Linked DNA regions of Homo sapiens: region 1 is linked to region 2. A link is a contact called in ENCODE Hi-C or POLR2A ChIA-PET data. All regions are on one chromosome and are shown on one strand. Each heading gives the region's core, a stretch centred on a gene start or an enhancer-like site at or near the end of the contact. The rest is flanking DNA. Distances are from core to core; before and after follow the strand shown. Region 1 holds the start of SLC15A3 (solute carrier family 15 member 3). Region 2 holds the start of VWCE (von Willebrand factor C and EGF domains).

The links. A loop is a pair of places that touch in the nucleus more often than their neighbours do. ChIA-PET counts read pairs that join two places held with the same protein, here RNA polymerase II (POLR2A). Pooled maps may share reads with other maps.
Region 1: a loop to region 2 is called in a pooled map, with 9 times the contacts of the local background. The contact joins the promoter of SLC15A3 here to the promoter of VWCE in region 2. A Hi-C loop is called at or near these places in 2 of 37 single-sample maps with no recorded cell type and 5 of 50 pooled maps. POLR2A ChIA-PET finds 5 or more read pairs at or near these places in 3 of 52 experiments (OCI-LY7, PC-9 and activated CD4-positive, alpha-beta T cell).

What each region holds. Positions count from the first base shown.
Region 1 is chr11:60,947,139-60,953,704 of GRCh38, forward strand. SLC15A3 (solute carrier family 15 member 3) reads right to left here and starts at 5,038. Exons shown (of 8, transcript NM_016582.3): 1 at 3,856-5,038. The coding sequence starts at 4,413. RefSeq lists silencers at 4,321-4,480, 4,801-5,030 and an enhancer at 5,211-5,350.
Region 2 is chr11:61,293,210-61,299,504 of GRCh38, forward strand. It overlaps VWCE (von Willebrand factor C and EGF domains), which reads right to left and starts at 2,107. Exons shown (of 20, transcript NM_152718.2): 1 at 1,719-2,107. The coding sequence starts at 1,828. It overlaps DDB1 (damage specific DNA binding protein 1), which reads right to left. Exons shown (of 27, transcript NM_001923.5): 27 at 6,242-6,295. RefSeq lists silencers at 927-1,186, 1,627-1,936, 2,117-2,186 and an enhancer at 1,158-1,860.

The DNA of each region.
Region 1 (6,566 bases), core at 3,788-6,287, 340 kb before region 2:
GTTGATTTATCCCTTTGTTTTTCACTGAGCAACCTACACTATTCATTATTTTTTTTTTTTTGAGACAGTCTTGCTCTGTTGCCCAGGCTGGAGTGCAGTGGCACAATCTCGGCTCACTGCAAGCTCCACCTTCCGGGTTCATGCCATTCTCCTGCCTCAGCCTCCTGAGTAGCTGGGACTACAGGCACCTGCCACCACACCTGGCTAATTTTTTGTATTTTTAGTAGAGACGGGGTTTCACCTTGTTAGCCAGGATGGTCTCGATCTCCTGACCTCGTGATCCGCTCGCCTCGGCCTCCCAAAGTTCTGGGATTACAGGCGTGAGCCATCGCGCCCGGCCTATTCATTACTTTTATAATCAGAAAAAAGCCAATAAGATCTCAGTTTTATTGCACATTATTAAAAATGTTGTATGCATGTTACCGAAAGAACAGAAGTCTGAGCGAGAATTTCCTCTGCAGTTCGGAGAGGCAAGCAGAGAAGCCTACTGTGACCCATCCTTTCACCCCACTTTTGTCCCTCTGATATACAGCAGAGGTGGTCCCAGGCACAGCCCCAAGAGTGAGTTCTGGCCTGGTGAAAAAAACGTTTTTTTTCAGGCCTCCCAGCAAGGGCAGATGGGCTGAAAATCTTTACCCAGAATTTGGATCAATCAGCAACAGCCAGGCCCCAGGCCCCTTCTGGTCTGTTGGCTCCAGTCAGCTGCACTAGCTGCTTCCAAATCTCCCAGGCCCAGGTCCCAGATTCTGACTCAGCAGGTCTGGGGCAGGACCTGGGCATCTGCATTTAAAAAAAAAGCAGTGAGGACTAGGGGCCATTTCAATGGAGAGAATAAATACTTCTCTACATTGCTAAACCAGTCACCCTTTCCATGCCCCTGCAAATCTCAGGATCCATTACTGCCTTTCAAGTAGAGATTTATATTTCCACTAGCTAGGGCGATTTTGTCAAACTTTACTTTCTGTAGTTGCATTGGGGAAAAGACAAGTATTTATTTTTCCTTTTTCAAATGTAAAATTATAGTCCACACAGATGCACTTAAACCCGCATTCCATTGGAGATTCTGCGGGGTCCTCCTGGAAGTGGGGAGGGAGGGGCATACCAGCTCACTGATAATTCTCGCTCTAGACTTTCAAGCAGAAAATTGAATAGGTCCCATTAGAAGCAGCCACTTCCATTTATTAATTGGAAGTAAATGAATGTGACTATTGTAACTCTAAGGGGGAAGACCAGGCAGCCCATTCAGGATATAAATGAGTTCTTTTAGAATGAGCAGATGCTTTGTCGAGAGTGATGGATGGCCCTTTCTGAAATCAGCAAGTATGTGAAACACGCAGCTCCTGGGGTATAGCTGTTGCCAGATGGTGCCAGTCCCACCCACCCCCACATCCCCATCTGACTGCCCCCCTGAATTCTGCAGCCGCTTCCTGCCTGTTGTGAAGTACCCACTCTTGTTAACCCATATGCTATCTACACTGCAGCCGGAGCCATTTTTGAAGAGCTCAAATCCAGTGATGTCCATTCCTGCCTCAAATCATTTTGGTGTTTCTGCACTGTCCTAGGGATCAGGTCCCGACTTCATGAGGCCTTGTGGCCTGCCTTTGCTCCACCCAAAGTTCGTGCCCAGCCAAGGGGAGAACGTACAGGAGCTTCTGGCCCTGTTGATGCCACGGGAGGCTCTGCTCAGTGGCCTGGCCTCCAGAAGATCAGTTTTGCCACAGGGGGTACTAGATGGGTGAGGCTCTCTGGAGGTCAATAGGGTCAATGACACAGGTTAAGGGTACTGGGTTGGGGGTGCTAGTGGGATGTCAATGAAATAATAGGATTAAAGGAAGATGAGAGATTCCCATTGACAAATATTGGGGGTCTCTAGGTCAGAAAGAATGTCAACAAGAAGTAAGAAACGGTCAGGGCTGGCCGGTCGCAGTGGCTCACGCCTGTAATCCCAGCACTTTGGGAGGCTGAGGCAGGTGGATCACCTGAGGTCAGGAGTCAAGACCAGCCTGGCCAACATGGCGAAACCACATCTCTCCTAAAAAAATACAAAAACTAGCCAGCGTGGTAGCGGGCACCTATAATCCCAGCTACTTGGGAGGCTGAGGCAGGGAGAATTGCTTGAGCCCGGGAGGTGGAGGTTGCAGTGATCTGAGATCGCACCTCTGCACTCCAGCGTAGGCAACAGAGCGAGACTCCGTCAAAAGAAAGGAAGAAAGAAAGGAAAGAAGGAAAGAAAGAGAAAGAAAGAGAGAGAGAGAAAGAGAAAGAAAGGAAGAAAGAAAGAAAGAAGGAAAGAAAGAAAGAAAGAAAGAAAGAGAAAGAAAGAGAGAGAGAGAAAGAGAAAGAAAGGAAGAAAGAAAGAAAGAAGGAAAGAAAGAAAGAAAGAAAGAAAGAAAGAAAGAAAGAAAGAAAGAAAGAAAGAAAGAAAGAAAGAAAAGAGATGGCCAGGGCTGGCCTGGGGGCATGAAGTCATCATCAAAGGATCCTAAACAAGCTGGACAAGTGACTCCTTGTCAAGGACACTGGAAACTGCTAGGTGCTGAATTGTGGGTGCCAATTGGATGAAACGATCCTTTTGAAAAATGTCCCCTTTATGAGTATAATATGTGCAATCAAAGAACATTTGATAAACTGAGACAAGAAGAAAGTGCAATTAGTCCAGTGGCCTGATCATACCACTGTGACAATCTTTTTCCAGTTTCCTTTCGTTGACACCTCGTCTTTCCACATGGCTGCAGTCCTATCTGTATGCAGTCCTGCCTCCTGCTTTTGCTCATTTACACCATATGTGGTTATTTTAATAATATTACATTTTAGTCTAAATTATTGTCTAATATCCCACTGGGAACAGCTATCAAAATATAGCCGTGTTGTTGGGCATTTACTCATTCATTTAGCAAATACTTATTAAATTTCTTCTACGTGCCATGCTCTGTTCAAGGGGGAACGGAGAAAGGCTCAGAGGTTGAGCTAAGGGAGAAGACCAGGCAGCCCATTCAGGATATAAATGAGTTCTTGCCCATGTGGCTCCAGCTAGTGAAAGGCAGAGCTGGGATCTGAGCAAGTCGGCCTGACAGCCTCTAGCACTGCTGGTAGGAAGAAGCTGGCTTGCTCCTGCCCTGCCCGCACATCCCCATAACACACAGAGAGGAGGTTCATGGTGGGACCTGGAGTCCAGCTGCCTTTACTCGGCTCCTCGACCCTCCATGTCACCTTGGGCAAGTTGATTAATGCCATGAAACCTCTCAGTGTCTTTCTCTGTAAAATGGGCATAATAATTCCTACTTCCTGGGTGGTGAAGAGTATTAAATCAGTTAAACAGTGAAAGTGCTTAGCATAGGGCCTGCAAGTAGCTCAAAAAAGACCAACCTGCCTGGCGTGGTGGCTCATGCCTGTAATCCCAGCACTTTGGGAGGCCTAGGCAGGTGGATCACCTGAGGTCAGGAGTTCAAGACCAACATGGTGAAACCCCACCTCTACTTAAAAAAAAAAAAAAATTACAAAAATTAGTTGGGCGTGGTGGCAGGCCCCTGTAATCCCAGCTACTCTGGAGGCTAAGGAGGGATAATCGCTTGAACCCGGGAGGCTGAGGTTGCAGTGCGCTGAGATCGCGCCATTGCACTGCAGCCTGGGCGACAGAGTGAAACTCCGTCTCAAAAAATAAAACAAACAAAAAAACAACCATGGTTATTCCCACTGCGGTTGCCATCGGTTTTGCAAGGGCTAGCCCCCCTCTTCTTTCAAATCAGGAAACTAGTGCAGGCAGGGGACCTGGTTTGTCCCAGGTCACGCTGGGGGCCAGCCCTCCTTCCCTCCACACCCGCCGGAGTATGCCGGGGCAGGCCTCCTGCCACTCACCTGGTCGGCACCGAAGGAGGTGAGGTTGCTCCGGACGGAGCTGGCGGCCAGGCCGAGTAGCAGCAGGCCCGCGTAGAGGACGGGCGCGCAGTAGGGGCTGGGCGAGGAGCGCGGGCAGCCGGCCGAGGGGCAGGCAGGTCCCAGCGGCGACGCGGGCATCTCTCCGCAGAAGGAGCTGCGGCCGTCGGGGAAGGCGGTGGCGGGCAGCAGGCCCGAGGCGGCCAGGTAGAGCAGCAGGCTGAGCGCGACCGCGCGGTAGCGGCCCAGGTACACGTCGGCCAGCCAGCCGCCCACGGGCGCCAGCAGGTAGGAGGCGCCCAGGAATACCAGCGCGGCGCGCGTCGCCTGCTCGCCGGTCCAGTTGAAGTTGGTGCTGTTGAGGTACAGCACGAGGTTGGCGGTGACGCCGAAGAAGGCGGCGCGCTCCAGCATCTCCACCAGCAGCACGGCCGCGCCCGCCGCCCGCCGCCACCGTCGAGGGCCCCGCGCACCGCGAGGCAGCAGCGGCTGGCGCTCCCCGGGCACGCGGGGCTGCTCCCGGGCGCGCGGCGCGGGCATCCTGGCTCCGGGCTGGGCCCCCCGCGGCTCTTCTCTCCTCTCCTCTCCCCGCCTCAGAGCCCTGCACTCCTGCCCCCGGGCCTCGGCCCTCTCCCCCACCCAACTGGCTGGCCCTCCTTTCTCACCGCTTTGGCCCACCCTTCCCTCCTGTCCCCTCTCCCTTTCTTGCCCTACCCTTCCTGTCCCTCCGCTCACTACCCGGACTCTACCACCTCCTCCCTAATTCTCAACTCCCCTCTCCCTTCCCCCACCCCTAAGGCTTCCTCCCCGCGCCTCTCCTGCAGCTGTTTCTCCCTAACTCTCCCCTCTCCTCCCTCCACCTTGACCCTTCCTCGCACTCTTGTTCACACTGCGACCCTCCCTGCTTCACTTCGCTGCCCCTCCGCCTCCCTTTCCCCTCCCCGTTTGTCGCCCCTTCCTGTTGTCCCCTCTCCTTATGACTCCTGGCCTGCCCTGGGCGTGGGGTGGGGGCTCCCTCTGCCCCAGTCACCCTGCTGCCCCTTGCCGTCTTCTCCACCTCCTCCCTGTCCCCCTCACCCCCACTGCCTACACTCCCCTCTCAGTCCCCTGCAGCCCTCCCCCCAGGCTCAGCCTCTGTCCCTCTCTCGGCTTCTTGAGAAACTCTGGGCTCCCCTCGCTTCCCCTTTCACAGGCCCTATCCGCAGTCCCCTGCCTGCATCACATGGCGCTACTGGGTGTTTAGGAGAAGTGAAAGCCTGGGTCACAGGGCTCCTGCCCGGTCAGCTTTCTAAAAACCTCCCTCCTTCTCTACCTCTGCCTCCTACCCCAAACCCCCGCTGCTGGCCTCCTTAGAGCCAAAAAATTCCAGGAGGAATTTTTTCTTTCAGTTTCATTTCTCGCCAGGATTCCACTTTTGCTTTACCCTCTTCCAATCAAACTCCACGCCTCCACCCGAGGCGCCACGGGTAGAAAGAAGTGGAAAGGCTACCTGCATCATTTGGTCACACTCAGCCATTTCACAGATGCAGAGACAGACCCAGTGGGGCTAGGGCAGGAAGGTGGAGAAAGATTGGTTCCTGGTAACTGAACTAGGGGTGAAGCCCTGCCCCGGGCTCCTGAGTGGCAGGGAAATTCACAGCGCAATTCGGATTGCACAGAGGCTGCTGTGAGGAAGGAAGTGGGGCACTTTCAACAAGCCTGCGGGCCATAGAGGACCACAAGTGAGTCGGGATTGAGAGGGACACCGACCTCAGACTAAATCAGAGTCAGCCTCAGAACTCCTAAGCACCAGCCCCACCCTGACCTAGGAGCCCGGGGGATCTGGCCTCTGCTCTCCTCTGATCTCATCTCAGCCCCATGTTCACTCAAGTCCAGCCAGCCGGCCTCCCAGGTTCCCCTTCCATGCTAAGCTCCTCCCTGCCTCAGGGCCTTTGTCTTTGCTGACCCCTCTGCCATAACTGCTCTCCCTCCATATCCTTGCATGGCTGGCTGCTTCTCTTTATTGAGGTTTCAGCATATATGTCTCCTTTGTAGGGACCTTCCCTGATTTTCCCATCTAAGTAGTTTCCTACTGGATTCTCAGCATCCCCCATCACATTGTCTTGTTTTAATGTCTTCAGAGCACATATTACTTGTTCAGTTAGCACCAGTAGAATAGGCCCTCCATCAGATCAGAGACCTTTTCTAACTCTTCACTGTTTTATTCTCAATGGCTTCCCAGTGCTTGGCAAATAGTAGGTGCTCAATAAGTATTGCCTGAATCAATGAATGGAAAGAGTGTCCCAAGGCAAAATTTGTAAGAATAATAATATCAGGAAAGCTAAAGCTAAATAAACTGAGTCTCACAAAAGCTATAGATACCAGCAAAAAAAGCACTATAGATACCAGCAAAAAAGCGAGGGATTTTTTGTTGTTGTTGTTTGTTTGTATGTTTGTTTTGAGACGAAGTCTCACTCTGTCGCCCAGGCTGCCATGCAGTGGCACAATCTCGGCTCACTGCAACCTCCACTTCCTGAGTTCAAGCAATTCTCCTGCCTCAGCCTTCTGAGTAGCTGGGATTACAAGCGCGTGCCATCACGCCTGGCTAATTTTTGTATTTTCAGTAGAGATGGGATTTCACCATGTTGGTCAGGCTAGTCTCAAACTCCTGACCTCATGATCCACCTGCTTCGGCCTCCCAAAGTCCTGGGATT
Region 2 (6,295 bases), core at 857-3,356:
CAGCCTGGGCAACAAGAGCAAAACTCCATCTCAAAAAAAAAAAAAAAAAAAAAAAAAATTAGCCAGGTGTGGTGGCATGTGCCTGTTGTCCCAGCTGCTCGAGAGGCTGAGGCATGAGAATCGCTTGAACCCAGAAGGCAGAGGCTGCAGTGAGCCGAGATCGCACCACTGCACTCCAGCCTGGGTGACAGAATAAGATTCTGTCTCAAAAAAAAAAAAAAAAAAAGTAGGGCAGCCAGCAAAAGAAGAGGAAGGGAGAGGGTGTTCTAGCAGGGGAAACAGCACAACTGCAGGCCTGGAGGGGGACAGAGAGGACAACTGCAACCAGCTCCAGTCATGGACTGGACAGAGGGTGATGAAATCCAGCCTGGTTTGAGCTTCCAACCCCACCGCAACAGAAAAGGGACAAGAAACCCCTTCCCAATGGTGTTCCACCAATGTTCAGAGCGGAGGGAAGATGATTCTGCGAGGCAGGCACTTTGTAAAGCACCCACTCTGCGCTGGGCACTGGGGACATGGGACAAGGCAAACTTAGCGTGTTCTTGGGGAGAAAAATCTGTGCCAAAATGTGACAAGTATTCCGGAAAGGGAAGCTCAGGGTGCAATGGCAGCACACAAAAGTCTGAGGAAAGCTGTCCCTGGGGCCTTTTTCCCTCTCTGAGGTCATCACAGAAGAAAGGGGGGGCCCTCCTGCTGGCGGGAGCTGGCAGTGAAGTCTCATCCACCCCCTTGCTGGAGTGATTATGGCAGCAGCCTGAGAAGGAGGGGACCGGGCGAATGAGCGGAGCCTTGGGACTCTCAGAAACGGACAGGCAGTGCCACCAAGGCGGCAGATAAAAGGGTGCCCAGGGAGGCTGATGGAGTCGAACTCTCAGGTGGGCAGGGACCGAGCACCCGCCAGAGCGCCCTAAGGAGCCTCCTAGGGCTGGTGACAGAGGGACAGGTGGTGGGAGCCTGTGGAACGCCGGGGAGTCGGGGCAGGTTCTGAGCAGGAACTGGCGGTGGCTGTGGAACACACGTGTGAGCTACAAGCCTGGCCGGGCCGCCCCCGCTGCGCGCCCCCCGGAGGACGTGGCCGCGGGCCAGGCCGCCTGCTGACACAGTGTTCCCTAGCTCCGAGCATCACGCACACACGCGCACGGCCCCACCGCGGCCCGGGGGAAAGCACGTGCGGAGGGCGGCATCCATCGCGAAAGACAGCGGAGGGGCATGCACCCCACCCCCACGCGCGCACACGCACGGACAGAAAACGAAAAGTGACCCAGAGACCCCGGCTGTTCCAAGGTCCATGAAGTTCGTAGGGCCAAGACCCAGGGAAAGCCCCGCGCGGCAGGGGAGGCCAGGCGCTGCCCGGGCAGAGCCACGGGCACGCTGGGGGGTGAGCCAGCCAGTCCGGAGACCAGATGGCACGTCCTGGGCTCCCCTCTCCAGAGGTCCGCGCTCCAGGGCACATTAGGAGTCACCCAACGCCTGGACCTCCGATCTCCCAGGTCCCAGTCTGGACAGCCCCAGCCAGGGGGGCACGATGAGCACCCGCCTAGAGGCACAAGTTGCTGACTCTTTGTGCCGTCCCCGAGCTGTGCCCGCGCTGATAGCACCCCAGAGGAAGCCCCGACACGCGGCTGCCTGCGGCTCCTGAGCGCCCCTCCGCGCCTCTCGACTGCACGCCGGTAGCGCTCTCCCGGGCGGGGGAGCGGGGAGGAGCTCCGGGCGCTTACCTCTCGGCCGCGAAGTGCCCGGGCGGCTTCCTCCCGGTGTAGCCTCGGGCTGGTGCCCCCGGCAGCAGGAGCGCGACACAGGCGGCCCGAAGGAGCAGTCCGGCCCACATGACCGGCGGCGGCGGGTCCCCCGGGCTGGGCTCGGCTCCTGCGCCGCGCGCGGGAGAGGGGGCTGCCGGCCCTCGCCCCTCCTCCTGGCGCCGTGGGGAGCGAACCAGCGATCCCCGAAATGGCACGCAGAGCTGAGCAGGGGGGCTTGGGACGCCGAGAGGAGGGGCCGAGGGCCGCGAGGGGACGCGGCGGACGATTGTGGGGAGGGTCTCTGGCACCTCGAAGCGAAACACACAAAGGCAACGCCGCCCGCCTGCTGATGCCTCTCCGAGAGGCGCGGAGCCCGGGGCGGGGGCAAAGATCAGGGACCCCTGGGGGCGGGGTTTCGCCCTCGGCCCACACCCCCTGCCCCGGTTTGGGAGTCGGCTTCCTGCGAAGCGCTGACTGAAGGCGTCAGACCGAGGCCCCGGGAGGAAACAGACTTCGGGAACAAGGCTAGCACCAGAGGCTGCGCGCCCCGGGCATGGCCCCTGTCGGTGGGACCCGAGACGCCTTGTTGTGACGAGGTGGGAACCGTGGAAATTCGAACCCACGACGCCAGGTCGCTGTGCCGCTGAGCAGTTCTAGGCCTGCCCCCAGCCTGCCAGAAGGTCTGCACCCTAACGCCGGAGTGCGTTGATCTGTGGGTCCAACCGCTCCCTGGCCTGGGGCCCTAGCCACTTTTGAAGCCCCGGGCTCCTCTGGGCACCCAGGGGGCAGATGGCCGGCCTCCCGACTGCTGGTGGCAAGACCAGGAAGCAGCTGGCGCCGTTGGCAGTGGAGAGGCAGCAGCAGATCTGGAAGGCTCCTCTTTGCCCCTTCTGCAGCTGCCCCAGGCCGTGGTCAGAGACTGGGGGGCTGCCTAGGGATTTAGGCAAAGAAGGGGTGCGGAAATCAAAATCATCCCGCTGGGAGAAAGCTGAAAGGATAACTGATTTTACCTTCTGCTCCATGCAGTAATCTTTCCCTTAGCCACCCACAATTAGTCAAGATTTTGCTTAAATACTTCCAGGGGTAAGAAACTCACTATCTGTTAAGAAGCGGCCCAATCCAGTTTTGAACCACATTTGTTTTAAAGTGTCTTCACTTCCCAGTTGAACAATCCCTGTTCCTTTGGCCTTCCTGCTACCTCTGCCTTTACTGAGGTGCTTAACATTGGTGGCCACAAATGGACATGGCGTACCAGCGGTGGCCTGGACTCGTGCCTCCTTCCTGCAGACACCATACTTTTACTAATGCACCCTAATATTACGTTTTTGGCAACCCCATGATGTTAATTATGACACATTGAGTTTGCAGTAAAGAAAAACCACAGGTGGCCGGGCGCGGTGGCTCACACCTGTAATCCCAGCACTTTGGGAGGCTGAGGTGGGCGGATCACCTGAGGTCAGGAGTTCCAGAACCAGCCTAGCCAATATGGTGACGCCCCATCTCTACTAAAAATACAAAAATTAGCTGGGCATGGTGGCGGGCGCCTGTATTCCCAGCTACTCAGGTTGAGGCAGGAGAATCACTTGAACCCAGGAGGCAGAGGTTGCAGTGAGCCAAGATTGCACCATTGCACTCCAGCCTGGGCGACAGAGCAAGGCTCCATCTCAAAAAAAAAAAAGAACGAAAAAAAGCAGGCATTTTTTGTTGTGCTTTTATGTTATTTAAACACAAGCTGCCAAGTGGTCTCCCTACCTGAAGCTGTGTGGCCCCATTTTTTTTTTTTTTTTTTTAGATGGAGTCTTTCTCTGTCGCCCAGGCTGGAATGCAGTGGCACGATTTCGGCTCACTGCAACCTCCATCTCCCGGGTTCAAGCAATTCCCCTTCCTCAGCCTCCCGAGTAGCTGGGACTACAGGCGCACATCACCATGCCCAGGTAATTTTTGTATTTTTAGTAGGGACGGGGTTTCACCATGTTGACCAGGCTGGTCTTGAACTCCTGACCTCAAATGATCCACCCACGTCAGCCTCCCAAAGTGCTGGGATTACAGGCGTGAGCCACCGCACCCGGCTTGTGGCTACATTTTTGCAGACATTCACCTTGAGGCCGTATCTCACCTTGTTTGTTTTGGCCCATTTTCTTGTCAACATATTCTCAACAAGTAGGAGCCAAAATATTCTGTAACATAAGATGAATGCAATTTCCGTCATATCCATTCTGAGTCCCAAGGACCCTCGGAATCCTAAGGCATCTTTCTCTCTTGCCCCAAACATCTGAAGGTTACACTTTCCCCCTCCACTGCCCCTAAACCACCAATGTCAAATAGGTGCTCTTTTTTCCTGGCCCTAGGGGAGCTACCCAAATTTTCAACAGGCATACACAGAACAAGTGTCCACATGGCTTCCATATTTCATGCCATCTTCTCACACTCCAGCACACCTCAGCTACCTCTGTTCTTAGCTACATTATGGAGCCCCACCTGCTCCACCTCACCCTGTAAAACTCACTCCCTGGCAGAGTTTGCTCCATATTGGCCAATGAGCAGCTGGAATAGCTGAGATGCAACTTTGTGCTTGAAGAAAACCCACATCTACCCTAAGGAATTTAGGATACTTAGTACACAGTAAATTCCTGTTAGTGAATCTCCAAACAACGTCCAAACTGCCCCTGGCATTTCTTTCATTTCCCCATAAAGTTTCTGTGACCTTATGGCATTCACCTTGCTCCTATCAACATTTTCCCCTTTAGTTTGGTTTTTGTTTTTCTTGTCTTTTTGTTTGACCCTGAGGTTTCTCAGTTTGGACACAGAGTCTCTAACTTACTATTGTTCAAGACTAGTTCGGGCATATCCCTTGATTGCAGTTCCTGTGTTTCTTCCCACTTCTGTGGCTTGTGGTTTCTCAGTAACAAAAGGGACCCTCCACCGAGGGTGGAGGATCCAAGTTGTTGTTGGCTGCAGAATGACAGCCTCTGGCTTGTGATCCCTTCAAATGGTCATGTGATGAGTCAGTGTTTCTATTATTCTCCCAAAGGTCCCTTCGTGCAGAGGCCTGGAGTGATGCTAGTTCATCAGCGCCTACATGGAATGGAGCTGTTCCAGTTGGCTACAGCCACGCTCCAAAGACAACCTTTCACCCCTAGAGAGGTGATTAATGGTGTTTAAGAGGGGATGTGGGAGTATGGCAGCAGAACATCAGTTTCCAAAGTTGGAATTCAATCCCGAGTGAATACACCCAAGAGTGTACAAAACAAAAAATCAGCAAAACATAGCAAGGACTCCACAGGCTTCCAAATTCAAGACAAGTCATTGACAACCTTCTTCTCAATAGCAGGTCTCAGCAGCTGCAGGTCAGACCACAAAAGTGCCCCAGAATGATCATCCCACCACATTCTGTCTTTCTGATTATGACACCTTATAGTCAGCGCTCCCATCTAGGATTAAATTTTTAAAATAATCACAATGTGGAGACTGTTGCTTGCCTGCCTCATTAAAGCTGGCCTCTGGCAGGGGGGCAGGCCCTTTCAAATTCAAACTATGACTTCTAGAATTCAAATCACAGTGTTGGGTTTCCAGTTCAACCTGTGGTTTTTGAGAGGCTGATTATTTTTTGTTAAGACCCTTATCCCCCACCCGCAGAACTCTCAGAAGAGTAAGGGGAAAAAAAGGTAATAAAACACAAGGAATTCCTTCAGGGAAGGAAACTTCCTCCAGAAGACCCTCAAACCAGGGATGCTTCTTAGCTCTTTTCTTTTTAAGCTAGAATCTCTCAAAACCACAATTTGAACTTGCAACCACAATTTTCCTGACACTGTATCAAAGGCTGGTCTTAAAGGAGCCACCAATATGCCTAGTATCAACCCTACTCCACCGTGGGGACAGAGCAGCCTTTCTTCCCACCGGATCACTGAGAGAAACGTGGTCCCAGACATTGGCCCACCAAGCTGAAAAGAAGACAGGCTTTGTTTGCCAGACAGAAGAGTGAATCCCATATGTGCCCTACTCCTGCTGTATTCTCAAACCAAAAGCACCAAAGGTTCACTTGATTAGATCAGAGGAAACAAAATGAGGGTCCAAAGGGCATGTGGCAACAAGCAGCTGGGAGGTACATGAGGAGCTACTAGGTGGCCTGGGGGCTAGATGACTGGACACTGCACACAGAGCTGGCTATAAAACCAGGAAAGGCAGTCCAGGCAACCCCCAGGCCCAGCAGGTTACCGACAGAGGCAAGTAAGAATCAAATGGTGTCAAGGACAACCAAAAAGACCAGTGAATTTCTAAGCCCATCATCCTTGGGATCCCATCAAACAATCACGTGATGAAGAAGAGGTATAGATGTCTTCACTTTCACTACTTGAAAAGAGCTGTTCTAACAGCAAGGGCAAGTGAATGCAACAACTGCCATAAAAGGGAGGATACTGCCTAAGTTCGCAGTAAATTAAGAATAGTTAACCTGGAGTCCTGGATAGCTGGGCAGGGTGAATAAAAGCAAAAACAAATGTACCTTTCTTCTTATATTCTACTTTATTTGGTAAAACTCAGAAACTAACAATTCACAT